Regions from separate parts of the Homo sapiens genome. Here region 1 is linked to region 2. Evidence: chromatin contacts called from ENCODE Hi-C or POLR2A ChIA-PET data. All regions are on one chromosome and are shown on one strand. The core of a region is the stretch at or near the end of the contact, and the rest is flanking DNA. Distances in the headings are between cores, read along the strand shown. Region 1 has its middle 17 kb from the start of ZNF131. Region 2 holds the start of NIM1K (NIM1 serine/threonine protein kinase).

Region 1 (6,100 bases), core at 3,500-5,999, 86 kb before region 2:
GTGGAGGCTCATGCCTGTAATCCCAGTACTTTAGGAGGCCGAGGCAGGTGGATCACAAGGTCAGCAGATTGAGACCATCCTGGCTAACACGGTGAAACCCCGTCTCTACTAAAAATACAAAAAATTAGCTGGGTGTGGTGGCAGGCACCTGTAGTCCCAGCTACTCAGGAGGCTGAGGCAGGAGAATGGTGTGAACCTTGGAGGTGGAGCTTGCAGTGAGCCGAGATGGCGCCACTGCAGTCTAGCCTGGGTGACAGAGCAAGACTCTGTCTCAAAATAAATAAATAAAAAATAATAATTATTGAAGCTGGACGTGGTGGATCATGCCTGTAATCCCAACACTTTGGGAAACCAAGGCAAATCTTTGGTTTCTGATGACCCAGAAGTGTAAAAGTACAAAACTGGAAGACTATTGCATCCTTCTCCTCACTCTCAGCACAGATGTATTGTTTCACCATCTAGGAGCTTGAAGCTTTGAAGGACTGTAAGTTTATCTGCATGCAAGAGCAGAGATCCCAGGTTACTGCCTGCCTGCACAGGACAGAAGTCTGGACAGCTTCCATGTGCTGAGTGATACTCAGAGAACACCCAGTTTTGCTAAGATGGGAACTACTCTGTGTGCAGGGAAATGACTGGGACTCAGAGACTTTCTCATTGCCATGAGCATTTTGGAAGGCTGTCCAGACAGGCCTGTCTGTGGACAGATGTCCCAGTTTCAAGTGCCTTCAAGGGAAGTGAGTGCTACAAACAATGTGGCTGAGTGAGACTAAGAAAAGCCAGAAGACACAAGAGCTGACAGACATGAGAGACTAGGGTCATGTTGTCCATATGGACAGGGATCCTGGAACTCTGCCCTTCTCTAAAGGCTTTTCTTTCCTACTTAACATCCTGCCCTCTCAGCACTGGTGCTATAGCCACCAGCCTGCCCAATGCTGAGTTCTTCTTACTGCACATGCCACCTCTTGGATATCTTTCAAATCATGTATCCCATTTTATTTCCAAGGGCTTAATCATTTTGGAATTTGCAGTTGCACTCTAACTTATTTTTTCCCAATCCTTTATTGAAAAGCACATTTGAGCCAGGCGCAGTGGCTCACACCTGTAATCCCAGCTCTTTGGGAGGCCGAGGCGGGCGGATCACAAGGTCAGGAGTTCCAGACTAGCCTGGCCAACATGGTGAAACCCCGTCTCTACTAAAAATACAAAAATTAGCTGGGCATGGTGGCAGGCGCCTGTAATCCCAGCTACTCGGGAGGCTGAGGCAGGAGAATCGTTTGAACCCAGGAGGTGGAGGTTGCAGTGAGCTGAGATACCGCCATTGCACTCTAGCCTGGGCGACAGGGCGAGACTCCACCTCAAAAAAAAAAAAAAAAAGGAGAAAGAAAGAAAGAAAAAAATGGCCGGGCGCAGTGGCTCACACCTGTAATCCCAGTAGATTACAGTAGTAATCAGTAGTAGAAGAAGTGTGACAATTCTAAATAGATCTAGAAGCAAAGTTCTTTAGTACATTAGTACATGTCATTCATGAAGAGAGTTTTTCTAATTGAAAAATCTTTAAGTCATTCAGAAGAATAAAACTGAAAATGTTTCCAATAACTGAGCCCTAGAAGCTCTTAGGTCTGAAGGGTTCAGTCCCAGTGAAGTCCACAAGGGCAATATGAGGGCCCTCACTGGGGTGTCTCTGCATGGGGAAGCAGGTAGTACTGTGAGCCAGGAGCAAGTCTGGGGTTCCTTTCCTTTCCTGCTTCCACCATGTATTTAGCCTTTTTTCACAGCTTCAGCGGTGGCCTGTGCTCTCCAAGGCACTCTGGACATGTGTCTGTCCACCTCCCCAAGTGCTGGCTTTTAGCTAATGTAAGCTCCATTGGGATGCAGCATCTGTGTCTTCTTGAAGGAACTGCGGCATCTTGGCAAGTTCAGTCATTGATTCTTAGGCAGGTGGGTCTCAGTGTTTTGGCCTCTCTCAACTCTGGGAATGTCTCCTTGCCCTGTGTATACCAACACAACAGCCAACATGCACGAGAGTTCAAAAAGGGCAGCTGGGGTGATACTTACCTGATTCGGTGTTTTCAAATTTCCGAGTTTCACCCTTAGGGAGCTAGTTTGCAGTTTGGTTCTTTGCAGTTTGGTTCTGAGAGCCATTCCTGAAGTTCAGTTGAAAATCTGCCTTCACCTTTCCATCAAATTTTAAGTTATCTTTAACCCCTAATAAATCTCTATAGGCTTAAACTATTTGAGTGTGCTGTTTCTTTTCCTAAAAACCAGAAAAGGAAATATGAGTGATATCACATTCAATTTTATGTCTACAAACTTATTACATCCTTTTTAAAAATAATGTTCTTAAAGAAATGAATCTAGGCCGGGCACGGTGGCTCATGCCTGTAATCCCAGCACTTTCGGAGGCCGAGGTGGTCGGATCACGAGGTTAGGAGATTGAGACCATCCTGGCTAACACAGTGAAACCCCATCTCTAATAAAAATACAAAAAAACTAGCCGGGCGTGGTGGCAGGTGCCTGTAGTCCCAGCTACTCTGGAGGCTGAGGCAGGAGGATGGTGTGAACCTGGGAGGCAGAGCTTGCAGTGAGCCGAGATCGCGCCACCACACTCCAGCCTGAGCGACAGAGCAAGACTCCGTCTCAGAAAAAAAAAAAAAAAAAGAAAGAAATGAATCTAGATTCCTTAATAAAACATGTAAATATTCAAGATATATTTTGTTTTTAGGATATTTTGAGAATGTTTATTTTTTATCATCACAACTTTTAGACAAGAAAAACACAAAAGAAGAAAAACTCTCAACATTTCATCTTGAAAGTTTATAAATATTTTTTCTTAATACTCTCCCACAAAGAAGTAAAATATTTAAATAGACATTTTGGTCTCTTTTGTACATGTTAATTCCTATCTTTTTTATTATTATTTTTTTCATTTTACTTTGTGTGTGTGTGTTTTGACGGGGGCGGGGGGCGGGGGGCAGTGTCCCCGTGTTACCCAGGCTAGTCTTCAACTCCTGGCCTCAAGCAATCCTCCTACTTCAGCCTCCCAAAGCCCTGGGATGACAGGCATGAGCCACCACGCCCTGCCAAATTCCATTAACACAGTGTTCAGAACAGGAGCAAGGAGCTCCTCCAATCCCTGCTGAGTACCGAACTAGTCCAGAAATGGGGGCATCAGGAGTGTGATGTGCTTAGGAAATGGGAGTGCTTGTGGTTGGGTGGGGTGTGGGAGAGAACCATGAAACTGAAAGTGAAACATGAAGATGAAAGTGCCGCTTCTTAGATGAAAATTGTCCAAGGAAAGTTTTCCCACGTAACCAGATTCCAGACCTACCCCAATCCCAAGTCCCAGATGTACCTAGATTGTATGATTGAATTTGAGACCCATAATTACAGCTCCATTGTCACTGACCATGCTGGAGCCTCCCACACACAATCCCTAGTCTACAGGCCTACCCTGCTTGCAAACAGAAAAATGTCATTCTCTAAACCCATGCTAGGATGACTGCAGAATAGGCCAGAATCAGACGTCTGTCCCCTACCACTTGCTCTTCTCCAGCCCAATTATTTGATCCAAAGCACTAAGAAGCAGGAGAATGGTAGAGATGGCAGGGAGAGCAACAGGAAGGCGTCAGAAAGGCACCCTGGCACACTCGGACTAAATGTTAGGAGGACTCAGTAGAGGCATTTCAGGGCTAAGCACAGTTGCCGGGGCTGTTGTCTGTCTGCTGAATCTTTCGGCAGCCCAACCCATGTCCGCGATTTTGACTTCTGGCAGCTCTCTACCCTTGGCCGGCTTCCCCCTCCCAGAAGCCCTCAAATCCTGACCACAGACAACCCCACCACACACCCCTTGGCCAACAAAGCCAAGATACCCAGGACCAAGGGCCAGTTCCCCCAATGAGCCTTCCCACCACCACCCACCCCGCCAATCTCCTCTTTCCTCAACGACCAACCAGGAACACAAATGTAATCCTAGCACTTTGGGAGGCAGAGGCGGGTGGATCACGAGGTCAGGAGCTCGAGACCAGCCTGACCAACATGGTGAAACCCCGTCTCTAGTAAAAATACAAAAATTAGCCAGGTGTGGTGGCATGTGCCTGTAATCCCAGCTACTCAGGAGGCTGAGGCAGGAGAATCGCTTGAATCCGGGAGGTGAAGGTTGCACTGAGCCGAGATCGAGCCACTGCACTCCAGCCTGGACGACAGAGCAAGACTCCGTCCCCCCCAAAAAAAAGCCTGCATGAGTCCTGATGATGGCCTTGGAAAAGATGATGAGGGCACAGGATCTAGGAGCTATCCGAGCAAGTGAATCTAGGGAGAAAAATAATGTGAAAGAAAGAAAACTGAGAGGACAGGAAGCCTTGGTTGGGAAATATAAACAACAACAAACCAGGAGAATTGAAGAGTGAATCAAACTACAATGGACATATCACCTTTTGTCCACTAGAGACACTACTGCCACATGCCCTCCCTCCCGACGGTAACCTTCATTTTCGGGGGGGCGGAAGAGTGGGGAGAAAGACAGTTTGGCTTCGGGTTCCTGCTGGCAGATCCATTCTGTCCTCGGTCCTCGTCCCCTTGGTTTTGTATCCTTGAAAGCAGGGAATGACACTGAAGAGGACTAGCGGTGCGATCCTGCATTTTAGTTGAAGGACCAAATCTCATCTCTCCCAGTGTTGGGACTGATGACTCCTGCACTACTTGATGATCTCCGGTGCCTTGAGGGGAGGACCATGGACTTGGCTGGTTTCAGCAGCCCAGCGGATTTCAGCGTTTGACAACCTGGAAGTTCTGCTGCCCCCTCACGGTGGGAGAAAAGCGGTGGGTCCTGCACAGGCCGAAGAACCACTAGAGGGCAGCAGCACACGGGCTCCATAAGACTTGCTGCGTGTCGACCCTGGCTCATACAGTGCTAAGAGAATTGATCAATGCTGTCGTTCTAAATTCAGCTATGATGAGGTGGTGCTGCTTTCCACAGACTGGGATGTTTCTAGAACTTTCTAGGACTTTCATGTCTAGCATACACCTGAGATGACTGTAGAAAGTCCCTCAATGAGTCAACCGTTGGTTTTATCCCTAATAAAATGGGTTCATGGGGTCAGGAGTTGAGGTATTTACTGCCTTCCCTCCCCCTCCACACACACATCCTTTATGCTTAGATTTTTCCATACCAGAAATTTGAATCATGTGGGGAAAGCATCCACTGTAAGTTTAGTAACAGTTTGGCAAAGCCTGAAAATTATGTGTAAAATAGTGCTTTAGGAGTTCTAGAAACTGAATAACAGACTCATTTTCTGGTATCTTGACTTTCAGAAGGCAAATGAATCATTCTTAAAACAGTTTAGTTTAAAAACAAATGTCAACAAGCATTTGTTGAGTGTCCGCCATGAAGCAACCACTGTACTAGGCTCGTGGTACAAAGATGACAAGACCAGGGCCAAGACAAGAATTTGGGCTGAGGGAGACAGCAGGCACATTTGACGTGACACTTCTTATATGTGGAAGGCCTCACAGACAGAGCTACAGTGACAGGACTGAAAGATGCTAATTCTTCAACTTTAAATTTTTGTCCCCCTAGGGCACGATGAATTATTAACAATATGTTATTTCTTAGAATTCCGAAAATTAGCTTTTGAAAAGCTGGATTATATTGTATTATATTCTGATTTGTGAAAAAGTAGAAATTTGTTAAATGTAAATATTTAAAATAGGCTACAATTTTTGGAAACTTGGGATTTCTTGATTTTTTTTTCTTTTTGAAATGGAGTCTTGCTCTGTCCCCCAGGCCGGAGTGCAGCGGTGCGATCTCGGCTCACTGCAAGCTCTGCCTCCCGGGTTCACGCGATTCTCCTGCCTCAGCCTCCATAGTAGCTGGGACTACAGGCACCCGCTACCACGCCCGGCTAATTTTTTTGTATTTTTAGTAGAGACAGGGTTTCACTGTGTCAGCCAGGATGGTCTCAATCTTCTTACCTCGTGATCCGACCGCCTCGGCCTCCGAAAGTGCTGGGATTATAGGCCTGAGCCACTGCGCCTGGCCGATTTCTTGATTTTTTAATATACCAGGAACCTCTAAAATGAAAGTGGCCCTGATGACCTCTAG
Region 2 (6,628 bases), core at 3,398-5,897:
GTCAGAAATAACTCTAAAATTTTAATTTACACAAAAAGTTTACCTAAAATATTTATTCCATTCACTATACTCAATTCTTTCACTTTTTGTTTGTGTGTTTGTTTGTTTTTTTGAGACGGAGTCTCACTCTGTCACCAGGCTGGAGTGCAGTGGTGCGATCTCGGCTCACTGCAACCTCCGCCTCCCAGGTTCAAGCTATTTTCCTGTCTCAGCCTCCCGAGTAGCTGGGACTACAGGCACACGCCACCATGCCCAGCTAATTTTTGTATTTTTAGTGGAGACGGGATTTCACCATGTTGGCCAGGATGGTCCCAATCTCTTGACCTCGTGATCTGCCCGCGAGTAGCTGGGACTACAGGCACATGCCACCATGCCCAGCTAATTTTTGTATTTTTAGTGGAGACGGGATTTCACCATGTTGGCCAGGATGGTCCCAATCTCTTGACCTCGTGATCTGCCCGCTTCGGTCTCCCAAAGTGCTGGGATTACAGGTGTAAACCACCACCGTGCCTGGCCAATTCTTTCACTTTTAACAAGGGAGCCAGGAGACATCAATTAACATGTAAAATGAACATTGGTTAGGTCAGAAAGGCCAGGGATGCAGCTTGGGGCTTCCAGGTCACAGGTAGGTGTGAAAGGAATGGTTGCATTCTTTTGAGTTTCTGATTAGCCTTTCCAAAGAAGGCAATTAGATATGCATTTATCTCGGTGAGACTGAACAGAATATGAGGCAGGCCTTCCCCAAGCAGCTCCCAGCCCAAATCTTCTCTTCAGCCTAGTAATTTTTGGGGGGCTCAAGATATTTTCCTTTTATAAATTACTCTCATTCGTCAAAAGAAAGCACACAAACCAAGATTATTTTGTTTTGGCTGGGATTACAGTTTTATAACCTTCTATGCCAAACACTGACATCTCAAAATATCTAGCAAAGACAAACATAAAATTCAGACAAAATGTATGCTGACAGTTCCGAAGGCATTTTTATTTTTATTCCACCAATAATTTTAAAGCTAGCTTATATACACCATGGAATACTATGCAGCTATAAAAAAGAATTAGTTCATGTCCTTTGTAGGGACATGGATGAAGCTGGAAACCATCATTCTGAGCAAACTATGGCAAGGACAGAAAACCAAACACTGAATGTTCTCACTCATAGGTGGGAATTGAAGAATGAGAACACCTGGACACAGGGTGGGGAACATCACACACCCGGGCCTGTAGTGGGGTGGGGGGAGGGGGGAGGGATAGCATCAGGAGATATACCTAATGTAAATGACGAGTTAATGGGTGCAGCACACCAACATGGCACATGTATACATATGTAACAAACCTGCATGTTATGCACATGTACCCTAGCACTTAAAGTATTTAAAAAAAAAAAAGGGCTGGGCGCGGCGGCTCACGCCTGTAATCCCAGCACTTTGGGAGGCTGAGGCAGGTGGATCACGAGGTCAGGAGATGGAGACCATCCTGGCTAACACGGTGAAACCCCGTCTCCACTGAAAATACAAAAATTAGGCCGGGTTTGGTGGTTTACACCTGTAATCCCAGCACTTTGGGAGGCCGAGGTGGGCGGATCTCGAGGTCAGGAGATCAAGACCACGGTGAAACCCCGTCTCTACTAAAAATACAAAAAATTAGCCAGGCGTGGTGGCGGGCACCTGTAGTTCCAGCTACTCAGGAGGCTGAGGCAGGAGAATGGCGTGAACCCGGGAGGCGGAGCTTGCAGGGAGCCGAGATCGCGCCACTGCACTCCAGCCTGGGCAACTGAGCAAGACTCCGTCTCAAAAACAAAACAAAACAAAAACAAAAACAAACGAACAAAGTAGCTGGGCGTGGTGGCATGCACCTGTAGTCCTAGCTATTCGGGAGGCTGAGATAGGAGAATATCTTGAACCTGGGAGGCAGAGGTTACAGTAAGCCGAGATCACGCCACTGCACTCCAGCCAGGGCGACAGAGTGAGACTCTACGTCAAAAAATATATATATATAAATAAATAAAATAAAGAAAAATAAAAACAGGGTCACCATTGCTAGTTTTAATTCTTTCAGTTTAATTTTTTTTTTTTTTTTTTTTTTTTTTTTTTTTTGGAGACAGAGTCTCGCTCTGCCTCCCAGGCTGGAGTGCAGTGGCGCGATCTCGGCTCACTGCAAGCTCCGCCTCCCGGGTTCACGCCATTCTCCTGCCTCAGCCTCCCGAGTTGCTGGACTACAGGCACCTGCCACCACGCCCGGCTAATTTTTTTTGTATTTTTAGTAGAGACGGGGTTTCACCGTGTTAGCCCGGATGGTCTCCATCTCCTGACCTCGTGATCCACCCGCCTCGGCCTCCCAAAGTGCTGGGATTACAGGCGTGAGCCACCGTGCCCGGCCTTTCAGTTTAATTTTTATTGGATTTAACGGAAATAAGAAGGAAAGCAGAAAAAATTGCTAAACCTCAGAAAAAGGTTTTTTACAAGAAATATTAGTTCTTACAAGTTTCCTATAAAGTTAAGAAAAAAGGGATTTTAATAATACTAGTTGTTGTAAATAAGTGATTCAATTTTAAGCTATCAATTCACCCCTGCTGTGAAAGATACTGAAATCGGCACTCTCAAACCTCTTGATTTAATTATATTTGCATTATCATAAAGTCAGTGTGCAGGTTAGTGCAAGAGAAAATTCATGAACAGAAGGTAGATCTGAAGAAATTACCTAGAATGTAGCACAAAATGTTAAAAATCTAGAGAATCTGAGAAAAGACATGAAATAGAATGAGAAGGTCTGACACACATAGTATAAAATAGAGATTCCTGAAAGAAAGATAAAAGTTGGGAAGGGTTCTGTTATGGACTAAATTTTTGTATCTCCCAATTCATATATTGAAATCTTAACTCCCAATGTGATGGTATTAGCCTAAAGTGTTCAGTAACCTTTTAAGCTACTAGAACCTATCATCACCTCTGCCTTGTGCATGCTCTTTGGGGTGTGATGGTGAGGATCTATGTCACAGAGAGCCTCTGTCAGATTGGGTGTTTGAGGCTCTTGGTTTCTAGGCAATTTCTCTATGAAATTTTATTCTGTTTATTTGAATTCAAGGGTCTTTTATATCTTTAAAAATATGTAGAGTTTCTCCCTGCATTTTATTGCATTAGAAAGAAAATAGACTGATGGCATGTACTATTTTAAAGATTACTCTTAAAAAAAAAAAACAACAAACCTCTTGTCTTTTGAGGAGGGGATGTCTCTTTAAAAACAAATTTTCTCGAGAGAACCCTTGTTCTACATAAATAGATGACCACTCTCAGAAGCCAAGGAAGCAGTTGTTTCAGGTTCTTTCAATTTTCTTTCCAATCTCAACCGTCAGTGCACGGAGCTGTCCAAGGTTTTTATTTCTTGCCCTTCCCGTTCCTGACCCCTTTAATCATCACACAAACAGGCAGCAGAGACAAAGTAATGAAGAACACCAACTCTGGAGTCAAACAAACTGGGTTAGAGTCCCAGAGCCAGCATTCAACAGTTGTGTGATCTCGATCAAATCCTGTAACCTCTCTGGGCTTCAGTTTCTTCATCTATCAAAACAAGGATGACAGTAACAGTACCTAACCCATAGATTATCATGAGGATTTAATCAGTTACTCTTTGTAAAAGAGTTTATTACAATGCCTGGCAAATAGCAAAAAAGGAATTTTGGGGTTCCCTAGTTTCTACCATAAAAGAATTGTAGACATGGGTTATGTTGCTACTTAACAGTTTTGCTCTTGTAAATATTGCTCTGGCAATCAATACAGGATGGAGAGCAGGAGGAAGTAGAAAGAATGCTCGCAGAACTATGACTTAGGGTGTCTAGTCCTGGCTCTGCCATTAATCAGTTGTGTGACCCTTGCTAAGTTAACTGACCCCTCTGAACTCAGTTTTTTTTTTCTCTCTCTGTAAAAGGAAGGGCTTAAACTTCAGTAAATAACCGGTATGTTTTATTTAGTATTTTGCGAATCCCATTTCCAACTCTACGTTCAATCCAGTGACGGTATTTCTAGTTTATAAACTAGAAAAATAATCTTTGGCATCTGAGGGTCACAGCCGAGAGTATCTCCCTAGCAGGAGATTAGGGAGCCAGTGACAAAGTGGCACCAGGGGAACCGATGTATGCCAGGAATCCAGACAGAGGGTGACATTAGCACTTCTTTCTGCAGAACCTAAACCCTGCCCGACTCACCCGGAGGAGCTGTCACGGTGGTTTGCTGGAAACCCCCTTTCTGTTGGGAGGATTACTGGGTCACGGTTTCCCAAGGACATGGAAACCCTTGCTGAAGCGCTGGAACCGCTCGGCACGAGGCGTACGTCGGTGGGAGCTGTGTCAGCCCGCTTTCGGCCGTGTAGCTGCTCCCATCCAGACTCTAGAAGGGGTCCTCTTTGCGTCAGGCCCAATCACCCCCCTCCCCGAGCGACTGCACTGGGTGTCCCTGCGCCGCGCGTCCCCTCCCTCTCGCCCCTCCCTCCTGGCTGCCATAGAAACCAGCTTACAAGGTCCAGGCCGGCGTCCGGGTGCACTACAGGCCCCCCGTCCCTCCTTCCCCACGCCAGCCCCTCGCTCCGGATTGGTCCTTCAGGAAACGCTGTGGGGCGTCTCGGTCCCCGCTGCGGAGCCGGCCTAGGCCGGAGGGCGGGGTTTGCCCTGGGCCGCTGCCGGTCAGGTCGGCCGCCCCTGACAGCTCCGGGAGCCTCAAGCGCGACAGCGGCGCCCTCACCTCGGGACATCCACACACCGACCGCTCCTGCTCCAGAGGCAACAACCCAGCGCGCCTAGCCTGGCGCCGTGCAGCGAAGCCCAAGAGCTGGCCTCGCCACGAAGGTAAGCGAGGGGCTGGGGGACTCGCCGCCAGCACCCCCACCCCGCCACCCTTCCTCTGCTAGGCTGCAGACCTGGGTGGCTGAGGAGGAGGCGCCTCTCCTCCCCGCGACCCAAGGAAGAAAGGAAGCCCTGCCACGGGGTGTCTGCGAAGTGGGGTCAGAAGAAGGTTAGGCGCTTTCTGGGGCGTACCCCCACACCTGCCCAGGCCGATCCGCAAGCGAGAGGAGGGGGCATTAGAGCCAGGGCGAGAGCGTGCTCGCGCGTGTGTGCCCGTGTCATGTGTGGTGCCCGTGTCATGTGCGGCGCCCATGTCTATGTGCGCGCGTGTGTGCACCCATGTCTCTGTATGGTGTGGACACTCGTGTCTGCGTGCGCGTCCACACGTGAGCCGAGGAGCGCAGCTTAGCGCCTAGCGTTGCGCACAGCGGGTGCGCTGGACCAGAGCCCTAAGGCACCAGACCAAATCTGGAGCGTTTGTTACAAGGGCAGAAGACCGGCGTGATCTCCCCACGCGCGCCGGCCGGTGCTGCTGGTGGAGAGAACTGACATCTAACGCATGTGGCCCAGGAGAACAAAACCTTCCATTGCACCCCACGCCGCGACTCTCCCCAGCGAAAGGTGCTTCTTTTGGAAGACCGCACGAAGTAAGGAAGAGCCTCTTTTCCTCTTCCTGGATATCCCTCCAGGAATATTAGAAGCTCCAGGACTCCTTGATACGACCAGGAAAAGATCGCAACCGGGTCTTTAAAATATCGATTCCAGCCAGCTTCTGCGTGCTTGACACATCTTGGCAGATGGAGAAGTCAAGGCAATAGATAACATGGGCAGCAAAGATTCTGCTATAGCACTTCTTTCCTTTCTGTTTTTTCCTTCCCTCCTTCCCTCCTTTTCCCTCTTCTCCCTCCCTCCTTTCCTCCTCCTCCTCTCCCCTTCTCTTCTCCTCCTCCCTCCCTCCCTTTCTCCCTTTCTCCTCTCTTTTCCCCTTCCCTCCCCTGTTTTCGTCCTCCTGAGTACAGTAGACAAGAGGGCTCTCTGTCTACCCCCCCTCCCCCACCCCATTCCTCATCCCGTTTCAAAATAAGAGCGAATGAATCACATTCTAAGCTCTTACCCGTGCAGTTCTGACAAGTTTGGAAATTACACAAATCGCGTTTGCAATTGAGGCCGCGGGAATCCAAAAGGGAAACAAACGAAACCAGATGAAAAAAAGTGATTCCAAGTCAAGATTTCAAATGGAAATCTAAGGTGAATATTTGTTTATGGTAATAAGATTTTTTTTAATGTTTGAAAAGTATGTATCACACTAGCTTGCATCATCAGTATTCAATGTGATTCACAGAACCGCTTCAAAAGATGGTTTCTGTTAGTGTTGCAACAGCACTTCTAATTCTGGTTGTCATGGTTACTGAAGAAGTCGCCCTGCTCTATTGAGAGGCTGTCTAGTTAGAAGCAGGAACTGTTCTCCAGAGGACCTTCTCTTGTACCCTCGTTGTCACCATGGTAATAATTGAGTTTATGAAAATGTACTTACTTTTTCCCTTAAAGTACTAAAATCCCAAGGCATGTTGTTGTTTTTTTTATTTTATTTTTTCAGAGTTTGCAGTCCATGCAACACAGCTTTCCGCTCAGACAAATGAGAGTAAACACTGCCCTCCAGCAAGTTAAATGGCCCCAAATAGTCATGCTGCCCAGCTCTCTTCCCACAGCTCACTGCACGAACAGAGGACAGAGGAGGGTGTTAGATGTTCCACGAATCCTGGCCTGAGCCCAGATCGCCCTCGCCATTTAGCATTT

What was found. A loop is a pair of places that touch in the nucleus more often than their neighbours do. ChIA-PET counts read pairs that join two places held with the same protein, here RNA polymerase II (POLR2A). Pooled maps may share reads with other maps.
Region 1: a map of dorsolateral prefrontal cortex shows a loop between it and region 2 (5-fold over the local background). The contact joins the enhancer-like site here to the promoter of NIM1K in region 2. A Hi-C loop is called at or near these places in 2 of 168 maps with a recorded cell type or tissue (MCF 10A and dorsolateral prefrontal cortex), 2 of 37 single-sample maps with no recorded cell type and 20 of 50 pooled maps. POLR2A ChIA-PET finds 5 or more read pairs at or near these places in 4 of 52 experiments (GM12878, Panc1, activated T-cell and 1 more).

The regions. Positions count from the first base shown.
Region 1 is chr5:43,101,047-43,107,146 of GRCh38, forward strand. No RefSeq gene overlaps it. Among named protein-coding and RNA genes, the nearest start is that of ZNF131, 17 kb to the right of the region's middle. RefSeq lists an enhancer at 4,561-4,670. Within about 2 kb of position 4,750, at least 27 of the 41 ENCODE cell types and tissues checked have a DNase peak (open chromatin) inside an H3K27ac peak, as active enhancers do; they include GM12878, Panc1 and dorsolateral prefrontal cortex, where a contact is called at or near this core.
Region 2 is chr5:43,187,578-43,194,205 of GRCh38, forward strand. NIM1K (NIM1 serine/threonine protein kinase) reads left to right here and starts at 4,648. Exons shown (of 4, transcript NM_153361.4): 1 at 4,648-4,834. RefSeq lists a silencer at 4,489-4,628 and an enhancer at 4,964-5,673.